Linked DNA regions of Homo sapiens: region 2 is linked to region 1. A link is a contact called in ENCODE Hi-C data. All regions are on one chromosome and are shown on one strand. The core of a region is the stretch at or near the end of the contact, and the rest is flanking DNA. Distances in the headings are between cores, read along the strand shown.

Region 1 (2,700 bases), core at 1-2,500:
ATTTAAGCAGTAATAGCATTTTCATTTTTCTTTCCTGCATTCCTTACCCATGAGAAGGTAATCTTTAATACACTGTTTTTACTTAGTAAGTTCTGGTGTTTTAAAGAAATGGGTTTTTTATTCAATCATAATTTATTGAACACCTACTAAGTGCCCAGCACAGAATCAGATGTTAATCTAACATAATTTTCCTTTTTTCAAATGGTCTTATTTGATTTTTTAAAAAATGGATATTAATGTACACTAGAATGGAGATTTTTGTTTACCAGTTATTTGTTGCTATATAAATGTGGGTTAAATTAGTTTTTCTTCCTTATACCACCAACCTTTCAGACTTTTAAAGGAATTACTGTAGAATTAAAATTAATAGATTCCTCAGTACTGGCCAAACTCATGGATTTGTGGCACTTCAGAATAATATTGGCTTTTAATGAACAGAATAGATTTGCATGGAAATGCCAGTTTCAGGGATAGAATTAGAGTTGGGATTTATTTTTTCCCTGAAGATCTGCTTCGAAAATTTGCCCCAGGTGATCTCTGTCCTTGTCCTAGGGTCACTCCAGAATTACCACTTTTTTCTGCTTGCGATTCATAAAGGTAAGAAGGACAAACTTAGTCTGTTTTGTAGTGGAATTGTTATTTTTTTTTAACCTTATCTTTTATTTTCCATGTAAAATTGCTTTTCCCTCTTTAACTACCTCGCATAGACAGGGCAGGTAGAGTGAATGTCAGATGAATTAAGGTAGCACTGAACTCCTTATTTAGCCTGTCAATAGCTGCATGATTGTTTTTGCATGAAATCCCAAGTTCGTATTAGCTGCTCAACTTTCAAACTTTAATGGGGAAGTCAGTCTTTATTCTTCAGTAGTGTATGATCCGTGAATTAAGTTTGTATTATGCCTTCTGTCCCAAAATTTCCTCTCTCTTAGCTTCTCCCTAGCCCCAGAGATCAGTTTCTCTGCATGTGTCAAACTTCCTTTTCTCTCCTCATATTTCATTCTTCCAGGATCTGTAATGTGTCCAAGTTCTCATAGCTCACTTAAAAATGGATGGAGTCCAGAGGGATCAGTGCCGACTTTTCATTAATCTATTAGAGCTTCACATTTACTGGCTTGCGCCAAGAGATGTGGGAGAGGAGGAAAATGAGTAAGATCTCACCTCCTGGAAAGGAGGGTGCCACTGCTTTTTCAGTGGTAGAGTTGCTCCCTTAAAGCAGACTCTCTCCCAGCTGAATTCTGAGCTGAGTGTTACAGAGATAAGTCAGCTTGAATCTGGAGGAGTGAGAGAGTTTGGCTAGGGCCCTGTGACAGCTTTGTGGTCAGGAAAGAATATGTAAATTCACTGAATTCCCAGGCATTTCAGCCCTAGAGGAGAAGGATTAGGGGAATCCAAGAGTCCTGACCTTACTGTGAGACTGAATTATAACTAGAGCCCTTTTTAACTAACACAGCTTGAGTTTCATATTTGAAATAACGCTTAAATCAAAATAGTCTCCACTCTTCCCATATACTGATGGGAAATTTATTAAATGTTAAAGTCTAATCTGAAATCAAATATAGCTTTAAATAAAACTATGCAACATCATTTAGTAGTGTTTATAACTTGAGTGATGACTGTCTGGGCTCAATAACCCAGATAGGAGAAGGAATTCCATGGCCCTCCTTCCCAATCCAGACCTGTCTGGAAGCATTTATTTGTACTAAGTTTTCCAGTCTGAAAGTCTGTGTCATTGTTTAGACTCTGTGTGAATAAACAGACAGAGCAATAAACTTCCTCTTCAGGTGAGGTTTATATCTTTTAAACTAGACTGTGGCCTCTAAGCCATGGCTTTCCTGTAGAGAGGCTGCATAATTCAGTTCTGCAGATGTTTTGGTGAGGCTTTACCATGTGCCCAACCTGCACTGTGTTCTTTTAGGCATAATGATAATTGCAAAGAAACATGGCTCCTAATGAAGTTGTAGTCATTTTTGGGAAAAGTGAGTCTGACACACATTAATTAAGATACCTACTTCAGAAAATCTTAAAATATGTATCATCGAGGGCTGGGCGCGGTGGCTCACGCCTATAATCCCAGCACTTTGGGAGGCCGAGACGGGCAGATCAGGAGGTCAGGAGATCGAGACCATCCTGGCTAACACGGTGAAACCCAGTCTCTACTAAAAATACAAAAAAAAATTAGCCAGGCGTGGTGGTGGGTGCCTGTAGTCCCAGCTACTCAGGAGGCTGAAGCAGGAGAATGGCGTGAACCCGGGAGGCGGAGCTTGCAGTGAGCCAGGATCACACCACTGCACTACAGCCTGGGCGACAGAGCGAGACTCTGTCTCAAAAAAAAAAAAAAATTATATATATATATATATATATATATATATATATACACACACACACACACACACACACACACAATCAAATGTCATCAGTTCAAGCAGATATGCGCTTTGTAGTCAGGAAGAGGAAAAATGAGTGTTGGCTTTAGTTTTGGGGGGAAGTTTGCTGAAATAAATTGGATTTAAGATGATCTGTGCAGAATGTGTTCACTTTTGGGTGCCAGATTTTAATAAAGTTATCATGGAGCTTCCTATTTGGGTATCAGGCATGACTTAACATCTAAACATCAATCCCTACAACCGTAGGCTAGGGCTCAGACCTAGAGTCCTCAATCTGGTCCGGCCTGCCTAAAACCCTTGTTTATTTCCCCAATAT
Region 2 (2,700 bases), core at 153-2,652, 150 kb before region 1:
TACATGTGTCCCATCAGCCCCAAACCTTCCTAAAGTCACCCTGTCTTCCCAGAGGTGGTCACACTGCTGCTGTCTCAGAGCTTCGCCCTCCACAAAGTGGACTTTTTCTCTTATGTGGCTGCTAAGCTTCAGCATCCCTATCTGATGCTCATGGGACCCATCATTGATCCCATCTGAATTGTATTTGATAGTGGTTTTAGTTGGTATACAATGATTTTGATCCTGTTTCTCCAACGGGGCATCCACACTGAGTCTCTCCAACGCATCTCCATTTTGCTGGCCCACACTGGCTTTGGGTGAGGCATGTGCTGTGTTTGGGAATCCTTATTATCTTCCTGGAACAAGATGCAGGACAGCTGGTTAGGTGAGTGCCTCAGTGTGCTTCCTTTGAAAGGCAGGAAGCAGAAGAGGGTTTTGCTGTCACTCCGCTGTCTGCTGTGCCGTAGAGAGGGAGCTTCCAGCCCTGGCGATTTCTGCTTTCCTTTTTCAGAGGCTGGAGATCTTCTTAGCCCCCTACCCTTTTCTTTTTTGGCAGGTGGGGAGCAGGGAATTCACTGGGCCAGGGATGGGAGGTGTGGGGAAGAGTGGAGAGTGAGCTGAGCCTCGTGATTACCAGGAAGGTATTGAAGTATTTTGTATGTTTGGAAGGTAACAGGGTGAGGTTAAAAGGTAAATCTAGTTTTTCTCTGTCCACATTCCCTACACACACACACACACACACACACACACACACACACAGAGCACACTCAAGCCCTCATGTTGTACTGTTTCTGCCACCGTTTCCCTGCTGTTGTATTGCTAGAAGAGGAAGGTGATATTTTGGAAGACATTTGATCCATCTAATGGAAGAGGAAGAAAACAGAGAGATGAGATCAGGGGAATTTCTGAAAAAGAAATTCTGAAACACAAGGGACAAAAGAGTGAGTCATCGAGTCAGCAACAATCATGGGAGACCATCTGGCTCACGGCTTCCCAATTTTGTTTTTAGGGTTTTTAAAAATGTCTAAATGGCTTGACAATTACCTGCTCTGCTGCATTCAGGAGGGAGGAAGGGTTATTTACTTATTTACCTCTGACAATGAACATTTGTATAGAGATTGAGGTGGCACATTATATTTTGGGCTAGGTCTCTGAAATGAACCTTTGAAAACAATATATCTGGTTCGTAATGAAAAGGAAAAATAAAGTTAAAATAAGGTGGCAAGCCTTGGTTCACCTTTTTTCCTGGCTGGCAGATCTGCCTCCCCTCTGTTGTGGCTGAAAATTGCAGATGCTCAATTCCCAGACTCCTTTTCTGCCAGGAGCACCCTGTGTCCGAGAAGTTGACCTAAGGGCAAGTCTGCCGGGGAGGGGAGGGAGATGTCTCAGAGCGATTTTCCTGCCTGATAATGGGTGAGAGGCCACTGATGAGTGCCTATTCCTGTTTCCTTCCTGCTTAGCGTGCACAGGGTGTGATGTTTGGAGCAGCTACGTGGCTGTCCTGTGGCCAGGAGCAAATGCCCAGAGAACCCTGGGAAGGCTGACCCAGGGCCCTGACATGATGAACTATGGAACCAATTCAAGAACAGCACCACCAAACTTCTTATGTGGGGAAAACAAATTCATGTTGACGAAGTCATTTTTAGTCCAGTGGTCTGGTTTTTTGTTTGTTTGTTTGTGTTTTGTTTTGTTGTTTTGTTTTTTTTTGAGATGGAGTCTTGCCCTGTTGCCCAGGCTGGAGTGCAGGCTGGAGATCATGGCTCACTGCAACCTCTGCCTCCTGGGTTCAAGCAATTCTTCTTTCTTAGCCTCCCTGGTAGCTGGGATTACAGGCGCCTGCCACCACGCCCAGCTAATTTTTGTACTTTTAGTAGAGACGGGGTTTCACCATGTTGGCAAGGCTGGTCCCAAACTCCTGACCTCAAGTGATCTGCCCACCTTGGCCTCCCAAAGTGCTGGGATTACAGACATGAGCCACCATGACCAGCCTGGTCTGTTTCTTGAAAGTAATTTGTTACCTGGTAGAGACAGAGAAAACAATTTTCATGCAGGATTTTATTGAGTGGCTTACTCTGAGCCCAGTGAAATTACTACTAAACTTTATCACCACCATTTACCACCACTAATGGCATCAATAGCAACATTTATTAAGCATTTATTATATACTTGTCCTTTATATATATATATATATATGTATATTATTTCATTTAATTTCAACCCTATGAGATAGTTATTATTTATCCCCATTTTATAGGTAAGAAAATAAATAACAGAGAGTTTGTTAAGTAATTTGGCCAAAGTAATAGCTGATAAGAAATAGAAGTGAGGCCAGGTGCTGTGGCTCACGCCACGCTTGCTTTGGGAGGCCAAAGCAGGTGGATCGCTTGAGCCCAGGAATTTGAAACCATCCTGGGCAACATGGTGAAACCCCATCTCTACAAAAAAAAAAAAAAAAATTAGCTGGGCTTGGTGGCTGATGCCTGTGGTCTCAGCTAAGGCAGGAGGATCACTTAAGCCCAGGAGGTGGAGGTTGCAGTGAGCTGAAATCACACCACTGAACTCCGGCCAGGGCAACAGAGCAGGACCCTGTGTTAAAAAAAAAAAAAAAAAAAAAAAAAAAAAAGTGAACGTAGTTCCACAGTTTACCATCTTTTCCATAGGCATTAGACAAAAATTTAAAGTACAGCATATGTTTTAAAGTTAATTTTAGAAAGCAGTTAG

Evidence for each region. A loop is a pair of places that touch in the nucleus more often than their neighbours do.
Region 2: a loop to region 1 is called in a map of endothelial cell of umbilical vein, with 2.7 times the contacts of the local background. The contact joins two enhancer-like sites. A Hi-C loop is called at or near these places in 1 of 168 maps with a recorded cell type or tissue (endothelial cell of umbilical vein).

What each region holds. Positions count from the first base shown.
Region 1 is chr6:21,768,466-21,771,165 of GRCh38, forward strand. All of the region lies in intron 2 of CASC15 (cancer susceptibility 15), which reads left to right. Among named protein-coding and RNA genes, the nearest start is that of CASC15, 100 kb to the left of the region's middle. RefSeq lists enhancers at 984-1,597, 2,121-2,620. Within about 2 kb of position 1,251, at least 7 of the 41 ENCODE cell types and tissues checked have a DNase peak (open chromatin) inside an H3K27ac peak, as active enhancers do; they include endothelial cell of umbilical vein, where a contact is called at or near this core.
Region 2 is chr6:21,614,794-21,617,493 of GRCh38, forward strand. No RefSeq gene overlaps it. Among named protein-coding and RNA genes, the nearest start is that of SOX4, 22 kb to the left of the region's middle. Within about 2 kb of position 1,403, at least 2 of the 41 ENCODE cell types and tissues checked have a DNase peak (open chromatin) inside an H3K27ac peak, as active enhancers do; they include endothelial cell of umbilical vein, where a contact is called at or near this core.